Regions from separate parts of the Homo sapiens genome. Here region 2 is linked to region 1. A link is an interaction called in ENCODE POLR2A ChIA-PET data of the cell type or tissue named here. Cell type or tissue: CD4-positive, alpha-beta T cell. All regions are shown on one strand. Links, peaks and the distances in the headings refer to the core of each region. The heading gives the core; the rest is flanking DNA. Region 1 holds the start of LOC105374384 (a long non-coding RNA gene). Region 2 overlaps PPP1CB (protein phosphatase 1 catalytic subunit beta).

Evidence for each region. Peaks named below come from ENCODE experiments on the same cell type or tissue, not always from the same donor. Only the 100,000 strongest peaks of a DNase experiment are listed, where the experiment ranks them.
Region 2: POLR2A ChIA-PET joins it to region 1 with 6 read pairs; 3 of 35 experiments call an interaction of 5 or more read pairs at or near these places.

The regions. Positions count from the first base shown.
Region 1 is chr2:28,677,179-28,687,494 of GRCh38, reverse strand. It overlaps LOC105374384 (a long non-coding RNA gene), which reads left to right and starts at 3,922. Exons shown (of 3, transcript XR_939878.3): 1 at 3,922-4,386; 2 at 7,523-7,754; 3 at 8,958-10,316. It also overlaps the pseudogene RNA5SP89. RefSeq lists silencers at 2,778-3,072, 4,544-4,750 and an enhancer at 6,074-6,163. In CD4-positive, alpha-beta T cell, for the core only: no CTCF peak of the experiment used is centred there; DNase peaks (open chromatin) are centred at 5,764 and 6,104; H3K27ac peaks cover 336 bases.
Region 2 is chr2:28,783,239-28,793,554 of GRCh38, reverse strand. PPP1CB (protein phosphatase 1 catalytic subunit beta) reads right to left here. Exons shown (of 8, transcript NM_002709.3): 5 at 9,577-9,648; 6 at 4,746-4,897. Among named protein-coding and RNA genes, the nearest start is that of SPDYA, 22 kb to the left of the region's middle. In CD4-positive, alpha-beta T cell, for the core only: no CTCF peak of the experiment used is centred there; no DNase peak of the experiment used is centred there.

The DNA.
Region 1 (10,316 bases), core at 3,386-8,385:
ATTTTCCATATCTCCTTGCTGCCTTCAGAATAAAGACCAAGGCTTAACCTGAGTGACTGGAGAGGGTAGTGGCTGAGAGTGTAGGCTCTTGCACCAAGTTGTCATTGGTTTGAACCCTTCCCTTCTCTACCACTTAACCACTGTGTGGGCCTGGGTGAGTGGGAGAACCTTTCCATGCTTTAGTTTCCTCATCCTCTTTCCTCAAAGTGGGTATAATCATACCCAGACTGTGTAATCACAGTAATTGCCTCATAGGACTATAAGGAATACATGAGATAATCCATGAACAAAACATAAATTAGTGTTTGGTATCCAGCAGGTACTCAATGAAAGTTAGCTAAAGGCATTGCCATTACCCTGGTATTCATCAGCCCTTGCAATTGGACTCCGCCCATTTCTCCAACCTGGCCTCCCCAAACCGGTCTATTCATTGTCTCTTATTAGCCATGCACCATTTCTCCCTTTTGAGCTCTCCCCTCTACTTCCCTGCTCCTCCCCGTATATTTGTTTTACTGTGTGCTGTTGGGTCGCCTTCTCTTTCTCAGAAGCCCTGCAGCACCAGTCTGCACTTTGTTCTTACATTATCCATCCTGTAAGTCCATATCTAATGGTTTCCAGGCAGCAGGGCTTCTGGGTTCCCCTAGCACTTAACACTGGATTTTGCACATGGCAGGCGGGCACTCATCCAATATGTCTTCATTTATTGAGCACCTACTATAAAAAAGACCTTTGTAGGCCAGGGCGGTGGCTCACTCCTGTAATCCCAGAGCTTTGGGAGACTGAGGCAGGAGGATCACCTGAGGTCAGGAGTTCGAGACCTGCCTGACCAATATGGTGAAACCCCGTCTCTACTAAAAATACAAAAATTAGCGGGGTGTGGTGGCCGGCGCTTGTAATCCTAGCTACTCGGGAGGCTGAGGCAGAAGGATTGCTTGAACCCAAAGGCAGAGGTTGCAATGTGCCAAGATTGTGCCACTGCACTCCAGCCTGGGCAACAGAGCAAGACTCCGTCTCAAAAAAAAAAAAAAAAAGACCTTTGTTGACACTGGGGACACAGGATTGATTAGTCCCTTCTTCATCCTCACAGTATGGAGGGAGACACAGACTCATAAGCCAAGTGCTTAGGACTAGAATGGAAGGAGGACCTCACTCAGGGGAGCCCATGGAGGGAAGGAGTAATTGGTACTGATGCATGTTTCAGGGTCTTGACAAAGAAGAGTGATAGGACCCAAGGGGGAGATTCCAAAGTCATTATACCAGAGGAGTAAATGGGCCTGGGCACTGAAGGAGAGAGAGGAGTTAAAGCTGATTCTGGGCTTTTCAGCCTGGACAACTGAAGGCATCTTCTGGAGACGTGCCTGAGCTAGTTAGGGTCACCAAGAGCAGGGAACAGAGTGAGGACAAAGACCCCACTGAAAGGGGGTCTTTTACTTCATTCTCAGGCACAGCCAGGCCTGGGAAAGGAGGAAACTCAAGTCTGAGGCTGGAAAACAGCAAGAAAGTTGAAAGCTAGGGAAGAGGGTCTGTATTGGGCCGTTCTTGCATTGCTATAAAGAAATACCTGTGACTGGGTAATTTATAAAGAAAAGAGGTTTAATTGGCTCATGTTTCTGCAGGCTTTACAGGAAGCCTGGTGCTAGCATCTGCTTGGCTTCTAGGGAGGCCTCAGGAAACTTACAGCCATGGAAGAAGGCAAAGGGGGAGCAGGCGTGTCACATGGCAAAAGCACGGGCAAGAGAGAGAGAATAGAGGGAAGTGCCATATGCTTATAAATGACCAGGTCTTGCAAGAACTCACTATCACAAAGACAGCACCAGGCTATGAGGGATCTGCCCCCAGGATTCAAACACCTCCCACCAGGCCCCGCCTCCCGCATTGGGGATTACAATTCAACATGAGATTTCGGCGGAGACAAATATCCAAACTATATCAGGGTCCTTCCATGCATGATGCAGGAGGGAGTGGCCTGAAAAAGACGGATGGGTTACAGGGGAAGGCTACAGGGGAGACAGGCATGGGTAGGGTGAAAGGGCATTCAAGAATGAATTTTCTGAGAATGCCCATTCCATGAGTGGCTGTGAGCATTTGGGGGCCAGGATGGGGTTTCAATAGCCCCGCTGCACTGGGCAGTGACTTCAAGGGACTACCTTGAAGTCAAGAGTTGCATGTTTCCCAGCTTTGTACATTCTACACCATGGCAGGAATAGGGAAGTCAAGGAAGAGGAGGAAGACTTCACTTTTGGATTTATGTTAGTAAAGGAAGTTCAGGTATTATGGGGGCTATAGCACGCTGATTCCAAGATGCTAACTGGATGTACAAACACCAATGCTCAGAGAGCTGTCTGGAGATAGGAACTTGAGTTTTGGAGTCCACCACTTTGACAAAATGGTGGAAGCTACGGCAGCGAGTCCATCCTTTAAGGGAGAGAACCTTTGGCATGTGAACCTCCGGAGATGGGAGATGGAGAACAGTACAATAGAGAGTCTCACCTCAGGGAGCTTCCAAGTAAATGGAATAAGAGAGACCCAATCCTAGGTGGGATGTGACAAGTGATACCAGCCAGGTCTAAAATGCAGGAGAAGTCAGAGGAGATCGAGGTCATTTCAGGAAATGGGTGGGGCAGGGAGGAAGAAGGGGTTCTGGGTGGATCAGGGAAGTCTCTCTGAGGGAAAAGGTATCTGAGGCAGATCTGAAAGAGTGGGCAGGACTCCAACAGTGGAGCCCGGGTGAGGCGGGCAAGGTGTTCTAGGTGAAGGAACCAGCACGAGTACTGGGGATGAGGCTGGAAGAGCAAACTGGAGTCAGATGGTGAAGGGCACCAGATGCTGGGCTGAGGAGTTTAAATAGGAGTCTGGCACAGGGAAGCAGCCACTGATGGTTGAGGGTTGGGGACAGACTGATACTGACATGACTCAAACTGGCTTTTGGAGAGTTCAGCGTGGAAGCCCTATCTAGTGTGGCCTGAGTAGAAAGCCCCTGGCACCATGGAGATCTCCTAGAGGGCTGTTGCTGAGTGCCCCATCTTCCTGATGTATACTGGAGCCACCATCCCGGTCTTCTTGCTGTGCTGCCCCTCACTTGCGGAAATAGACCGAGCTCCTGATAAGGCGGGCCGGGTTACAGAGGGTAGCAGGCAGGCAGACGGGCGCTGACTGCAGCTTAGCAGATGTGTCACTGATAAGCGGTGATCTTCTTGTGTTTGACCTTATCCTGTGCCGAGCTCTTTGTGGGAGAGTGGAGAGGATCAAATATCTGCACCTGGCTCTTCTCTTTCCAACCAGGCCTCTGCTCCAAAACTAGGGGTTTTTGTTTTTTGCTGGTGGTGTTATCATTATTACTATTATTTTTTTTTTTAACAAGCGCTTAATGGTCTAGGGTTCTACCTTCCTTTCAGATTATTTCTCCTGTTTTATTCACCACAATTTATTTACTCTTTTGTCTCTTTTCCAAGTACTAACTAGGCCTGACTCTGCTTAGCTTCCTAGATAAGGCGCATTCAGGGCGGTATGGCTGTAGACTCATTACTCTCTTGTCTTAGGGACTATCCTGAAGTCAAGAATTGCATGTTTTTCAGCTTTGTACATCCCGCACCATGCTTTGTACATAGTAGGCCCGCAACGTTTTTGGCGACCTCAAACCCAAACAAAGTCTCTCTTCTACTTCCAGAATCACTGAGTTCTGCTTCTGAGGTGCTCACACAGGTCCTTGCCTTGGATAACCGGCACGACGGCATCTCCTCAAGAGGAGACAAGAGATAATAACCAAATGAAAACATTCTCTTGGCATCAGTACCTTCCAAGGACAGAGGAAGAATTGTTCTCTGGTGTGGTGTTTTGCAAAGGCATGTAAAGGGTTAATTAAATCTCAGCCCACAGGACTGTGCCATATAAAGGCATTCTTGCAGCAGGAATGTGGGAGTAATGTTGGGAAGCAGGTTTCTCTCCAGGCTCCGGGGCCTGGAGTTGGAGGCTAATGTCTGGAGCTGTGCAGAGGTAGGGAGACACGGGGCTCTGGGGGCCAAAGGGCATGATGCCGAGGGCCTGGTGTGCTCCGCCTGGCCTAAGCCTACCGAGGAGGAGCCCATGTGGGTCCAAACAGTGATCTAGCTTCTGAGTAGAGAAGGCTTAAAATAGTGGTAATCATTCCAGCAGCTGCCGTTTGCTGAGCGCTTGCTGTGAGCAGGCACCCTGCCAAGAGCTCTTCATGTGTGACCTCATGTCCACCTCTCTCCCTGGGAGCCAACGGCTCTTGAGGACACTTGGTTATGGCGTCCCCCCTGGAACACTGGGCCTCAAGCAGCACAACTAACGCTCATGGGACACTCACCGTGTGCCAAGCCCTTGCATGCACTTCACCTCGTTGAATCCGTACAGCCGTATTTTGGGGTAGGTGTATTTGTCTCCATTGGTCAGTTTAGGAAACAGAGGCTCTCTGAAGTTAAGTCATTTGCTAAGATGACACGAGCTAGGGGCAGAGCCAGGACTCAAGCCCAGGCCGCGGATGCCGAAGCTCTTAGCTGTTTCACAATGGGACCTCCTCAGTGACCAAGGCCGCTCTGGTCCTCGGACCCCATTGACAAGCAGCCCAGTTTGCCCTCCTTTGGGGGCCCCTCATCTGGGAACAGCATCCTTTAAGGACCCTGATGCTACTCAGGGTTTTGGTCATCCTCCACCATCTAATACGGGAATTGGGGACCCTGTTTCATTTCTGTCTCATCAGTTTCTCAGGAAGATTGGCATAGATGACAGCTCCTTTTTCAAAATCTCTGTCTCTCTGTTCCACCTTCTGTGGGCCCTGCTTCATCTTGAGTCTGATTTCCCTCAGGGTGGTAACATGGCTTCAACTGCTCTTGGCTTCACATACACACCTGCCCAGACTCAGGAGAGATAGACAGGGTTTTGGGGAATGGTTCCAGAAGAGCAAGGGAAGCTTTCCCCGAGGTACCCGGCACACCTCACCTGCTGTTCCATGGTCCTGAGCTGGGTCAGGATGTGGCCCTTGGACCGAGGAACATGGAAGTCCCCACAATGGGTCTGTGCTCAGGGCCTCTGCCTGGGGTCAGGCCCATTTACTGCACTGCTTTCCTTTAGTGTTTGTCACAAGTCAAAACTCTCTAAGCTCTCTTGGCTCTTGCCAAGTGATCTCTGACCAGCTCATGTGTCTTGACCCTCACAACCAAACGTATAGTCAGGGGGTGAGACCCTGCCCCAGAGTAGGTGGGGGGCGCAGGGCTGGCTTCTTCCAAGGCCTGAGCTGCACAGGAAGCTGGGTTTACCAGGAATGGACACGGGGGAGGCCCCCCGACATCCCCATCCATCTTCTGTCCCCTTGGCCTCCTCTGGTCCTAGACCTGCTATGTACCCACAGTGTCTTGCTTTGTTTTTGGCTGTTTTGCCTTGTTTTGGTTCAGGCACATAGTAGGTGCTGAAGAAGGAATACATTTAGTTGTCCCACCTTTAATTTGAGCATAAAGAAAACAACTCATTATCTTCTCCCTTCAATTTCTCTGGCCCTATGAGGGGTATTATTATCCCTTGGCTTGCTGGGTAGAATATTTATCTTTCTTGTTCTCTGTTGATTAATGTTCACTTACTGGAAGACTGCCCTCAAATACATTTATTCTGTAAAGCCTTACTAAATGCATGCTTTAAGATCTCCTTCATTATGTATGTGTATGTATGTAGGTAATTATATGGTGCATATGTGGTTGGGAAATTTCTTTTGTATTAGTCAGGGTTGTTGTTTTTTTTTTTCCTCTCCAAGTGTTTCATTCCCCTGTGCCACCCCCAGCCCCAAGTGCCCAGGCCTTTCTGAATCTAATGCTTTGGGGGAGGGCTGTGACAGGACAAAGAAGGAAACAAAGGCAGCTCCTTGGGGGCAGGAGAGGAGATCTGATCTGCAATCGCTTGGCAGGGGCCAGTAGAACTTAAAAGTTTTGACTTGGCTTAACTCTGTGGCAAACTATAAGAAATTATTCCTTAATTTCAATGATGAAACCTTCCAGGAAAGTGGTGCAGGGCAGCTAAGTGAGCCTGACCCCAGGCAGTGGTCCTGGCCACAGGCCTGCTTGCTGGGGCGTGGGGATTTCCCACACACTTCAGTCTCATTTCCTGAGTAGCGTCAGCAGGGCACACCAGTCTGAGATGCGGAATCTAAAGTTTAACTTCGCCCCATCCAAATGGTGTGATCTTGCTTGAGTGACCTAATCAACCCCCTTACATCTCAGTCCCATCTATAAATGGTAGCCCATAGCACCCACTTGGAAGGATTCCTGTTGGGATTAGATTATGCATGCACAGCCTTTTGTCCTGTGCCTGGCACAGAGGAGGTGCTTCCAACTGTGGTTTTCATCTCCTTTCTTTCCTTTCTTGGAAGAGCCAGAGTAGTGAGGAAAACCCTGAAAGCAGGCAGTGGGACCATTCATCCGGCCTGGAAAGAAATGGTTCGCATAACATTTGCCTGTGATTAGGGGCAAAATTTACCAGGTGTGTAGCTGTTTAAGGGATGTCAAGAGTCCTCTGCCTCCTCTGGGTCATAGAAAGGCAGGAGCTTGTTTGAGAAGCAGTGTATTGTGTTCAGGAGACATTAGACACTGCATCAATATTGGATGAGGCTTGTGGGGTGCGGTTGGCCGACCGACTGCCGTGTGGGACTACAAGCTGTCCTGTACCTGGCAGGACCTGAAGACTGGCGTGCTCAGGGCTGGGGAGCAGCATGTTGTCCTCTAGGGAAGACACCAGGGCTGAGCTGGCTCCAGCCTGGCCATTCTGTTTCCTGCTCTCCCACTGGAGAGGAAAATAATACTAATACCTACCAATTACCAACTGCTTCCTCTGGGCCAGGCATTTAACAGGTGTTATCTCTTTTAGTCTTCAGAAGGCTCATTTAAGGAAAATGCTGAGAAAACTGAGGCCTGGAGAATTAAGAAACTTGCCCAAGGTCAAATAGTAAGCCATGGTCCTAGGAGGGCCAGCTAACCACATGGGGTGAGAAACCTTTTTCCCAAACACCTGCTGCCCTGCTTCAATCTTTTTTTTTTTTTTTTTTTTGAGACAGGGTCTCACTCTGTTGCCCAGGCTGGAGCACAGTGGCATGATCACTTCTCACTGCAGGTTCACTACTTAGCCTTGAGCTCCCAGGCTAAGTGATTTTTCCACCTCAGCCTCCTGAGTAGCTGGGACCACAGGTGCATACCAGTATACCTGGCTAACTTTTGTATATATATATATTTAAGGTAGAGATGGGGTTTTGTCATGTTGCCCAGGCTGGTCTTGAACTCCTGGGCTCAAGCCATCGGCATGCCTCGGCCTCCCAAAGTGCTGGGATTACAGGCGCGAGCCACCATGACTGGCCCTGCCTCAATCTTAATAGTCACGAATAGTGGGATTGACCTTCATCCCTTCTTTTTTTTCGGGGGGTGAGGTGGGTTGTTGTTAGAGACAGGGTCTTGTTCTGGCACCCAGGCTGGAGTGCAGTGGTGCGATCATAGCTCACTGCAGTCTTGAACTCTTGGGCTCACAGGATCTTCAAGTGACCTTGAAATGGCTGTGGCTGCTCCTTTAGAGGACTCCATCCTGACCCTCTTCTAGCCATGCCTCTCCCTGTGGGGAAGGAGTCTACAGGGCCAAGGAGACGTGACTCTGTGAAGCCCATGGCTCCCTTCTAAAACATTCTCTGGATATTCTCTGCAGTCTTGAACTCCTGGGCTCAAGTGATCTTCCCGCCTCAGCCTCTGGAGTAGCTAGGACTACAGGTGTGTACCACCACAGCCAGCCCTTCCTTCGGTTTGCACTTTCCTCTTCCAACTTATGCTCATTTCCCCCGACCCAGGCCTCTCCCTTTAAGATCAAATATAATAATTCCTGGAATTCCCCACCTGAAAGGCTCCTAGCCTGTTCCAAACTTTTCCGGGCTTCTTTCCCAGATCTATCCTCCCAAAGACTGAGGTCACAGCCAGTATGGCTAGTCTGTGCACCCCTAGGCTTAAGAAATAGCAAAGGGGTGGCTGTGAGTGGGGCATGTGGATGGAGCTTGGGCCTGTGGGTTGGGCTGGGGGCAAGTAGAGTGGGAGATGGGAGGATAAGTCCATGAGTCCAGGACTAAGCATCTGGGAGCTGGCATTCTCTGGAAGAGTGAGAATTCTAAATTTGAAAGCAGCCTTCTAAGTCATTGTGCATGTATATTTTCAAGATAGGCTAGTAGAACATATTTAAGTTTGTTAGCTTGACATATAATTTTAAAATATTAGACCTATGTCTGAGGGCCTCCATTTGTACTCTTGCACCGGGTGCCACAGATATCAGGGGAGTTTGTCACTGTGATCTGTTATGAGAGCACCAAGGGGAACCCTGATGAGCAAGACAGAGAATCACCCACTGAAATGACTGCAAGAGTGTGACTGTTTTTCTCTTTTCTTTTTCCCACTGCCTATGAATGGTCAGACACATCAAAAAGCATAGACAAGAGCATGGGGAATGTGAATGGGCTGTCAGTGAGGGTCAGAGAATCACCTGCACTATTGTGATAACATGATAGACATTCTTGGAAACAGGTGACTCTTTGGCCTTCTGATCAATTTTACATTAAAATTGAAGCAACTATTTGAAAATGCTTTGAAGCATTTACGTATGAGGCTTTTGAAGGCTTTCATCCAGACCAACAAGGCCTATAACAAGTAGCATTTTATTCCTCATTTCCCAAAATAGGAGGTTCAGGGAGGGTGTGTAGTTTGCTCTACATATGACTTCTTCCTTTTCCTCCTGCCCATGGGGAGCTGCTTGGCTACAGACCCCACCCTCTTGCTGTAGGTGACCGTGTCCTTGGTGCTGTGGGCCACGCTGCCAAGGTTTATGGGAAGCTACACCCCTGGGCTATTGTGTTGCCCTCCCTGAAGGCAAATCTCTTTCCCTTCCCACGAATGGCATGTTCCGCCATCTCTATTTATTGTCTTGCCCAGCATCCAGTTCCCAGAACTCCCTGGAGAATTCTCAGACCTCAAACAATGAAGTGTCTCATTCGGAGTAAAAGGAAGAGCACAGGAGTCACCGGAGTCCACGTGGACGCAATTCCACAAGTGACCTTGAAATGGCTGTGGCTGCTCCTTCATGTTGACCGAAGCCAGCTGGCAGCGGTCAGGATTCTGACCATGTTGCCAAAAAGAAGAGGGGCAGAAAGTGCTCCAGCAGGTGCTTGGAGGGATGGCTGAGGGCTCATCTCAAAGGTCAGAGGGTGGAGTCTTGTGACTCCTCATGTAGTATCGCAGGCTGTAGTTATTCCCCTATAGCCTAAGCTGGAAGGCTCAGCTTCAACAGGATTATGAGGTCAAACAAGTTTGTATTGGTCAAACCTCCCTCTGTGCCTCTCCCCCCAGAACCCAGTTGAGAACCTTGCTGTCCTGGCCTCGTATCCAGCATTTGTTCATGGCTTCCAGTACCTCAGGGCTAACACTGGGCTGCCTGGGGGTCCCATCATCCTACCCTCCCTTGCCATACCCTTGAGGACTAAGGTTTACACACAGACACGTGTGCATATGAATGTGTATACACATGTATCGAGCATGTGTATGCACGCACATGCACACACACACTCTGATTCTCTCTCACACACATGCACGTGAAATTCACTGGTTGGGGTTTCATTTTCCCAGAGCTCAGCTCCATGTATTTTTCAATGGGAGGCAAGAGAAGAGTGATCCTTCCATTTCAGGTAGCATTTGCTCATTTAAACCCTGATAACGTGTTTTCTAACCTCCAGGCAAAGTATATGCTGGCCCATGTGGCAAGCCACCCATAAGAATGAGAGAAAAGCGCCCTCCCTCTGGGCAGTTATGGGCCTTGGTGGGCAGAGTTTGGGTTGGATTCCAGTCCCTACTTGCCTCTACCCTGGAGACCTTTGTGCTCTGAGCTATCTCACAGATACTTTGGAGGAGTGATTCTAATGGGAAGAACTCTAGGCTGGGGAAGGAAGGGAAAGTTTTAGGGGTAGATGAAGCCTTGTAGTTGCCCACAGATCATCCCATGTAGGTGTCTGTCTATTCTGTGTGCTCAGAGAGCTGGCATTGCAGGCTGGGCTATGCCTCACTGACTCAGCAGGATTGATTGCTCAGCGCCCCTGCAAAGTGCCTAACACTGCAAGGAGCATCAGTGCCCATTTTATGTGACCAGTTTCTATGGCCCCTTTAAAATGGGCCATAATTTTAGAAACATGACTTAGTTGATCACTTGATCATGTTTGATCAATCAAGGTGACTGATTTGGGAAGTAGGCAGGGTAAGAATATTATAACCATCTTAAAGATGAAAAAACAAAGACTCAGA
Region 2 (10,316 bases), core at 4,586-9,585, 100 kb before region 1:
GGAGCTGGGACACTAAGTACTTTTTTTGTTTTTAAGTTTTAAATTTAATTTTATTTTAATTAATCTACGTGTTTTTCAGAGGGACATCAATTATTACTTTGATGAGGGCATTATAATCCAACTACAGAATCCTTAATTAAATGAGCAACAACCAGACAATGAACGACTTTGCGAAGAGCTTACTTCTTGCTTTGATTTTAAAATATGTATTATTATTACATGGCTACACACTGAAAACACTACTGGCTACACACTGAAAACATTACTAAGTTGAGTTTAATTTACATGGATCATGCTCCTTAAATTAACTGCCAACAGACTGTATTTTTATTTTTATTTTTTATTTTTTGAGATGGAATATTGCTCTGTCAACCCAGGCTGGAGTGCAGTGGCATGATCTCGGCTCACTACAACCTCTGCCTCCCAGATCAAGCCATTCTCCTGCCTCAGCCTCCCAAATAGCTGGGACTACACGCACCCACCAGCAAGCCCGATGAATTTTTGTATTTTTAGTAGAGATGAGGTTTTGTCATGTTGGCCAGGCTGATCTCAAACTCCTGACCTCAGGTCATCTGCCCGCCTCGGCCTCCCAAAGTGCTGGGATTACAGGCGTGAGCCACCGTGCCTGGCCTTGATGAGTTAACATTTCTAGAACCAGTTGTCAATTTCTGAGTAATTTAAACAATTTTTCTCTCAGTCTACAAATTTGAGGAACACAATAATATGTAAATATTTTATATTTATTTACGGTGGGCAAGATTACTTTTAAATTTATTTTAGGTATCTTTTAATTAGCAAAATTATCCGACACCACTTGCTAATATAAAAAAGCAATTACGAAGGCATTTACTTATTAAAATAACTCCTACCTCAGTACTAGGAACATGCTTCTGCTGAAATTACCTTATGGTACAATTTAGATGAACCTTTTCTCCTAAGACCATAGCCACCTTATCTAATCCCTGTGACCCCTGCTCCACATAGCAAATGGCACTCATGTTTTTAGTTGTTTCTCTGTGTATGTGCTTGTGTGGAGACAGGGTCTCGCTCTGCTGCCTAGGCTGGAGTGTAGTGGTGCAATCTTGGCTTACTGCAGTCACAACTTCCTGGGGCTCAAGAGATCTTCCCACCTCAGCCTCCTGAGTAGCTGAGACCACAGGTGTGTGCCACCATGCCTGGCTAATTTTTTTGTATTTCTTTTCTTTTTTTTTTTCGAGATGGAGTTTTGCTCTTGTTGCCCAGGCTGGAGTGCAACGGCGCGATCTCGGCTCACGGCAACCTCTGCCTCCCAGGTTCAAGCGATTCTCCTGCCTCAGCCTCCCATGTAGCTGGGATTACAGGCATGTGCCACCGTGCCCAGCTAATTTTATATTTTTAGTAGAGATGGGGTTTCTCCATGTTTTTCAGGCTGGCCTCGAACTCCTGACCTCAGGTGATCCACTCGCCTCAGCCTCCCAAAATGCTGGGACTTCAGGCGTGAGCCACGGTGCCCAGCCAGTTTTTTGTATTTTTTTGTAGAGACAGGGTTTCGTGTTTCACTGTGTTGCCCAGGCTGGTCATGGACTCCATGTTTTTAGTTCTTGGTTTTTTAGTTTGCTTACTTGTTCATTCTTTCAAATTTTCTTTTTTAAAGGGAATATTTCTAGAATTTTAGAGACAATTATTTGAAAATAAGCACAATAGAAGGATTTTGGCAGTTTCTGGAAAACAAAAGACCATGCAAACTAGCGTAGTTCAGAAACCTGATTTTTAAAAATCATCATTTATTTTTGAAAAGACCAGTGAATGAAGATCTATGGCTGAAAAAAACTGATTATCAGGGGTCATTTTAGTTAGGAAACTTAGCAATTCTGCCTTGTTATTTAATAGAAGGCATATTTATCAAAATCATAAACACAGTTTTACTGATTTAAAAAACTATTTGTCAGGCCGGGCGAGGTGGCTCGTGCCTATAATCCCAGCACTTTGGGAGGCCGAGGCGGGCAGATCACGAGGTCAGGAGTTCGAGACCAGCCAGGCCAACATAGTGAAACCCCGTCTCTACTAAAAATACAAAAACTAGCCAGGCTAGTGGCATACACCTGTAGTCCCAGCTACTCGGGAGGCTAAGGCAGGAGAATCACTTGAACCCGGGAGGTGGAGGTTGCAGCGAGCCGAGATGGTGCCACTGCACACCAGCCCGGGAAACAGTGTGAGACTCTGTCTCACAAAAAAAACAAACAACAACAACAAAAAACTACTTTGCCAAAATCAAAGGATGTGGGAACATGACCTCATTTCAATGGAACCACCAAGAAATCCTGCTAAATAAAAGTGGCATGTAATATACAATAAGCAAAGAATAAAAAGCCAGTCATTTTTATCACTTAGGATCAAAGAAAGAGGCAGCAGTAGTAAGTGTCATGGGGAGTAAAGCTCCAGAAAGAAAGGGAAGTACTGTGGGACAGCATATACTTAATTAAATACGCTTTTATTAATTTATTCAACACTGTATGTGCATGATACACTATGCTACAATGTCAGCAACTATATAAAGCAACAGAGATTCAAAAACAAGTTGTAATCCCTTCCTTAGAGTACACAATCTAGTTAGTGGTGGCGGACATAAAAGACAACCAAAAACCCTGAACTGTATAAATGTTTTTATAATGAAAAATTTCAAATATACACAAAAGTAGATAAAGACGACTTGAATTAACTCCCATTAACTCATCAGCCTAATTCAATACTTTTCATGATTTTGCTACATTTGTTTATCTTCTCCCTCTCCTTTTCTCTTTGCTGATATTATTTTAAAGCAAATCCCAGGCATGTCATTTTACCTCTACACACTCAAGTATGCATTCCTGGAAAAACACAGACATTCTTCTTACATAACAATTAATGATTATGAAACAGCTAAAATAATTGATACCGGCCAGGAGCAGTGGCTCACACCTGTAATCCCAGCACTTTGGGAGGCTGAGGTGGGCAGATCACCTGGGGTCAGGAGTTTGAGATCAGCCTGGCCAGTATAGTGAAACCCCGTCTCTACTAAAAATACAAAAATTAGCCAGGCGTGGTGGCAGGCGCCTGTAGTCCCAGCTACTCGGGAGGCTGAGGCAGGAGAATCACTTGAACCTGGGAGGCGGAAGTTGCAGTGAGCCGAGATCATGCCACTGCACTCCAGCCTAGGTGACAGAGTGAGACTCGGCCTCAAACAAAAACAAAAAATTAAAAGATTAAATAATTCATACCTATTACCAAGTCTACAATCAAATGTTCTCTTTTTTTGAGACTGAGTTTCACACCCATTGCACAGGCAGGAGTGAAATGGTACGATCTACACTCACTGCAACCTCTGCCTCCTGAGCTCAAGCGACTTTCCTGCCACAGCCTCCCAAGCAAGCTGGGACTACAGGTGCACACCACCACATCTGGCTGTTTTGTATCTTCTGTGGAGACAGAGTTTTGTCATGTTGCCCAGCCTGGTCTCCAGCTCCTGGGGCTCAAAGGATCTGCCTGCCTCAGCCTCCCAAAGTGCTGGAATTACAGACATGAGCCACTGCACTGAGCCACAATCAAATTCTTCAATGGTCTCAAAAATACTTTTTTAAAGTGTGGTTTGCTCTTATCAAAATCGCCATTATGCACAAAGATTATATAAAAATGAGGCTGGGCACAGTGGTTCACGCTCACGCCTGTCATCTCAGCACTTTGGGAGGCTGAGGCGCAGATCACTTGAGCTCAGGAGTTCAAGGGCAGCCTGGCCAACATGGTGAAACCCTGTCTCTACTAAAAATACAAAAATGAGCCAGGCGTGGTGGTGCGTGCCTGTAATCCCAGCTGCTCCGGAGGCTGAGGCAGAAGAATCGCTTGAGCCTGGGAGGCGGAGGTTACAGTGAGCAGAGATTGTGCCACTGCACTCCAGCCTGGGTGACAGAGTGAGACTCCATCTCAAAAAAAAAAAAAAAAAAAAAAATCTAAATCATATCTACAAAGCTTCAAAGAAGCACTGAAAATTTTGTTAGGTTTGCTGTATACTACAAAAATACATTCTTTTTTTTGAGACTGGGTCTAGCTCTTTCACAAGGGCTGGAGAGCAGTGACATAAACATGGCTCACTGCAGCCTTGATCTCCTAGGCTCAAGCGATCCTCCCACCTCAGCCTCCCACGTAGCTGGGACCACAGGCACGCACCACCACACCCAGCTAAATTTTTGATTTTTTTTGTAGAGATGGAATCTCATTTTGTTGCCCAGGCTGGTCTCAAACTCCTGTACTTAAGCAATCCACCCATCTCAGCTTGCCAAAGTGCTGGGATTATAGATGTGAGCCACCATGCCCAGCCCCAAAATATTTCTAAACATTTCCTCTTTTAGGGTGATAAAAGGTTAACAAATCACTAGATTGTTAAGTGTGAGATCCAGGAACTGGCTCTGCCACCTCTCCTACTGCTTTCCTTGTACAACTCATTTAGCTTTCTTGGATATGTTTCCTCAAAACAAAATGAGAGGGCTTATGTGAAGTTAACAAATAATAAATGTTTAAGAGTCCAGGTGTGGTGGCACACGGCTATCGTCCCAGCTACTTGGGAGGCTGAGGCACAAGAACTGCCTGAACCCGGGAGGCACAGGTTGCAGTGAGCAGAGATTGCGCCATTGCACTCCAGCCTGGGTGACAGAACAAGAATCTGTCTGCCCCTCCGTCTGCCCCCAAAAAAAAGAAAGAAAAAAGAAAAAGCTTAAGAGTTTTATATTTCATACCTGATGAGCTCGACAAATCAAATCTAAATCATGACGATTCAGAAATTTACTGACTACATCAGCTCCAAAAGTAAAGGAAACACCACGATCATTTTCTCCCCAGCCTTGCACATCCTTATCTGGATCAGACCATAGCAAATCACAGAGCAAACCTTTAAAGGACAGAAATACAGCAATTAAGAACAAAATTTACAGATTTATAGAATATAGCACATCTACATCAAATTTCAGTTCCTTTCTTGCCCTCTTACCTTTTACTAAACAATGACCATCACTTGCCTAAGTATTCCAGCCTATGTAACTTATACTTTTGTTAAAGCAACCATACAAACCATACAAATATAATCTTCCATGGCCTCTTAAGGTAGTACTTTCCAACCCTTTCCACATATAGGAAATATGTGCATGGCACTTACAGCACAACAATACATGGAAAAGGCTGTTCATCTTTTGGGTAGTTTCTCCATATGAATAACCAAACAACCCAGTGGTATTTCCTCAACAGTTCATCCTTTCCTTACGGTTCCACTGTTTCTGAGCACCACAGTCTATTCTGTTAGTCTATTTTACTTATCCCTGAGCCAATAACAGACTAGAGCTTTTTAATAAGTCTTTATATTTGGTAGGGCTAGTATCCTCCATTTTTTTTTCAGGATTGTCTTGGTTACTTTTTGATCTTTTGTTCTTCCACATAAACATTAAAAACAATTGCCTAATTCCATAAAAAACTCAATTGTGATTTCACTGGAATTGTATTTGATCTACAGATCACTTGAGCGAAAAAAAAACATTTTCTACTGAGACCCTGAGGATTTTTTTTTAAATGTGGAAGAACAAAATCAGATCAGATCCTTGACTTTGGTAATGTTTGGAGCCCTGGAAAAGAGGTCAGGGTTAAAAATATTTACTTGAGTATTGTCATCATATTAATGGTAGTGGAAATCTTAAGAGGGACTCAGACCACCTTAGGAATACAAAGTGAGAAGACCAGCAAATGAATTCTGAGGAATTCAAACATTTAATAGGCAGGTAGATGAGGGAGAATGAACATTAGGTATTGAGAAGGAATGATCAAGACAAAGGGCTTAGTATAGTAAACGTATCCCGAAAGGGGAAACAATCGTCCTAAAGTAGGAAATGTGCCATGAACAAGGGCAGTAGGACGAAGACCAAAAATGTGCCACTTACAATTAAATCATCAGACCTCAATGCAAGTTTCTTGGTGATTGAGGGTAACGGAGTGGGTAAAAGTCCAACTGTAGTGATATTAAAAGAAGGGTGGATGTTGAGATGGTGATGGTGATTTTCTAAGAATTGCAGTGGCTAAGAGAAGATACATATATATTTTTTTGAGACGGAGTCTCGCTCTGTTGCCCAGGCTGGGATGCAGTGGTGCAATCTCTGCTCACTGCAAACTCTGCCTCCCGGGTTCACGCCATTCTCCTGCCTCAGCCTCCCGAGTAGCTGGGACTACAGGTGCCCGCTACCACGCCCGGCTAATTTTTTGTATTTTTAGTAGAGATGGGGTTTCACTGTGTTAGCCAGGATGGTCTCGATCTCCTAACCTCGTGATCCGCCCGCTTCGGCCTCCCAGAGTGCTGGGATTACAAGTGTGAGCCACCGCGCCCAGCCAAGAAGATAATTTTTAAAGAGTTAAGTCAGTTTTAAGAATTTTAAATAATCCATAAACATCATAGTATGGTTTAGGAGGAAAGGGCATCTTCATTTTCAGTTACAGTACATCATATCTTGATAGAGGCATTATAAAACCATTTGTAGAATTAGTGGCAATGTATTCAATCTCTATCATTGATATATCCCAAGCTCCCTGTATGTTGTTTTAAGAAATTCACTAGCACACAAAATCCACTGGAATAGTCAGTCTCAATTCTTAAGCCCTTTCTGGTTGAAGCTGACTCTTCGAAAATATACACCCACCCAGTGCTTAATAATGCTTTCATACTTTCCAGCCTCTTTCCAGTAGAAAGCTAAGGTATTAAGAATCTATAATTTCTTTTTTTTTTTTTTTTTTTTTGAGACGGAGTCTCGCTCTGTTACCCAGGCTGGAGTGCAGTGGCACGATCTCGGCTCACTGCAAGCTCCACCTCCCGGGTTCATGCCATTCTCCTGCCTCAGCCTCCCGAGTAGCTGGGACTACAGGCGCCCACTGCCACACCCAGCGAATTTTTAGTAGAGATGGGGTTTCACCGTGTTAGCCAGGATGGTCTCGATCTCAAGAATCTATAATTTCAGTGAGACAATAAAACTGTATAAAATTAGAATAGAGTTTGAGGTTTAGGAAACATGACACTCTGGATGCATTAAAAAAATCAAATAATGGTAGCAACAACAATCTGGAATTCTTTAACCTTAACAGGGTCTAGATAAGAATTTCAGGCCAGGTATGGTGGCTCACGCCTGTAATCCCAGCACTTTGGGAGGCCGAGGTGGGCGGATCACCAGAGGTCAGGAGTTCAAGACCAGCCTGGCCAACATGGTGAAACCCTGTCTCTATTAAACATACAAAAATTAGCTGGGCACAGTGGCAGGAACCTGTTATTCTAGCTACTTGGGAGGCTGAAGCAAGAGAACTGCTTGAACCTGGGAGGTGGAGGTTGCAGTGAGCCGAGATCAGGCCATTGCACTCCAGCCTGGGCGACAAGAGTGAAATTCTGTCTCAAAAAGAATTTCAGAGTCAAGATTTATTGTTTAATGAGCTAGCATCACAATCAACTAGGCTGCTTCAAATAATGTATTAACTTATAAATTAAATTTCTGAATGTTGCAGACACTATCAAAGATCAAAATAACTGTTTTCAGCATCTTGAAAACTTCTCATTAAAATACGCTAAAATAAATAAAACATGCTAAAAACAGAAGCCTAGCATATCACACTAGATCAGTTTACATCTGAACTATAAACAGATATTCTGAAGAATGACCAGTAATACATATTTATATTATACCTTATTTTAAAAATAGCACTTTGGGTGTTTTTTGAAAGAGAGGGTCTCACTGTGTCACCCAGGCTAGAATGCAGGAGCACAATCACAGGTCACCGCAGCCTCAACTTCCCAGGCTGAAGTGATCCTCCTGCCTCAGCCTCCTGAGTAGCCGCGGTGCTGCGACATGTGGCTAATTAAAAAAAAAAATTTTTTTTTTCTCTGTAGAGATGGGTGTTATGTTGCCCAGGCTGGTCTCGACTCCTCACCTCAAGTGATCTTCCTGCCTTGGCCTCCCAAACTGTTGGAATTACAAGCATGAACTAGTGCACCAGGCCTAAAAACAGCATTTTAAATAAAATACTATTTAAATACCAGTTTGTTAGGTTTAGTCAAATGTATTCTATAATTACAATCAAAAACTGTGATAAAATGCATACTTTAAAAAATAATCAACACAACAAGTCGTGTTATGTAAAAAAGCTCATAACACAGGCCAGGTGTGGTGGCTCACGCCTGTAATCCCAGCACTTTGGGAGGCCAAGGTGGGTGGATCACAAGATCAAGAGATCGAGACCATCCTGGCCAACATGGTGAAACCCCATCTCTACTAAAAATACAAAAAATTGGCCGGGTGTGGTGGCGGGCGCCTGTAGTCCCAGCTACTCGGGAGGCTGAGGCAGAAGAATCACTTGAACCCGGGATGCAGAGCTTGCAGTGAGCCGAGGTTGCACCACTGCCCCCCAGCCTGGTGACAGGGCAAGACTCTGTCTCAAAAAAAAAAAAAAAAAAAAAAAAAAAAGCTCCTAACACAATTTATTACAACATACAGTGTATTACATGGCTACTGACATCAGAGGATCTATACCATTTATAATGGTTGATGTGTAGTTCTGAGCAGCATTTTTTGTGGTGATTGTTGTTTCTTTTTTCTTTTTTTTTTTTTTTTTGAGACAGTTTCACTCTGTCACCCAGGCTGGAGTGCAGTGGTGTGATCTCGGCTCACTGCAACCTCTGTCTCCCAGGTTCAAGCAATTCTCGTGCCTCAGCCTCTTGAGTAGCTAGGATTACAGGAACGCACCACCATGCCCAGCTAATTTTTGTTATTTTTAGTAGAGATGGGGTTTCATCACGTTGGCCAGGCTGGTCTGGAACTCCCGACCTCAAGTGATCCTGCCCACCTCAGCCTCCCAAAGCGCTGGGACTACAGGCGTGAGTGCCACTGCTCCCAGCCTTCCCAGAGATTTCCAATGTAATTTTCACAAAACTGACCACAGGTCTCTAGAGCCTTAAGAGCTCTAAAAATTTAAGCCAGGTATGGCACATGCCTGGAGTCCCCTAGCTACTCAGAAGAGGCAGGAGGATTGCTTGAGCCTAGGAATTCAAGGCCAGCCTGGGCAACAGATTGAAATCCCTCCCACACCCCCTTGAAAAAAAGCTCTAAAAATTTCAAATAGAGGACATAGAAAATAACAAAAAACTACTAGACATTTGAAAAGAAGGTAGTTGTATCCTTGCCTAAGAAGCAAAGAATAGATTATTTTAATTAAAAAACTTTTGTCTAATTTAACAAATTTTTGAAGAACATAACCAATGCTAGTATGAATGAGGGAATTTAGAAAAATAGGTATAAGGACTCAACAGCAAAATCTTTTTTGTGATCAAATAACTACATTATGACTATAAATAAAAAGGTTCCGCATTTTGAGGATCAGTGCAAAGTGAAAAATTGTGTATTACTGCAAATAAAGTAATCTGTAGCTGGCTTATTGACTATGAAAAAAGCTCTTTTATTTATTACATAAGCCAATCCTACTTCCACTAAATGTAATCAAGTTCAAATATGAAAACACTTTACACAAAACAATTAAACTTCTCTCTACACTTACCTGTATCAGGGACATCAGTAGGTCTCATAATTCTCCGAATCTGCTCCATAGATTGCAGGTCTGGTGACAATCCTATAAATAAAAAGATGAGACATAGTACTAACAGCTAAAAATTTTAATATTTTAACAGTCACCGAATAAAAAGCATTTAATCAAAATAGATTCACTATGTGAAATTAAAGATACTGAAAAGTGTTCCTTTTAACGTCTTTTTTTTTTTTCGAGACAGAATCTTACTCTGTCACCCAGGCTGCAGTGCAGTAGCGTGATCTCAGCTCACTGCAACCTCCACCTCCCGGGTTCGAGCGATTCTCCTGCCTCAGTCTCCCGAGTAGCTGGGACTACAGACGCGCGCCACCACATCCAGCTAATTTTTTGTATTTTTAGTAGAGACGGGGTTTCACCATGTTGGCCAGGCTGGTCTCGATCTCTTGACCTCATGATCCAACCACCTTGGCCTCCCAAAGTGCTGAGATTACAGGCGTGGGCCACCGCGCCCTGCCCCTTTTAATGTCTTAAAGGGCAACACAGAGTTATTAGGAATTCCACTTTGATATAATACAGCATTATAATTGTTTTTTTCCATTTTTCCCTACCAGGGAAATGAAATTCCTTTATATTTCAAAAGACTTCCCAAGGAAAAAAAAAACTACCATTCTTTTTTCCAATCATTCCCTGGCCTTCATAGAAACATAATCAACTGCAACCCTTCCTACCACTTTTGCCAGTTCTTACCACTA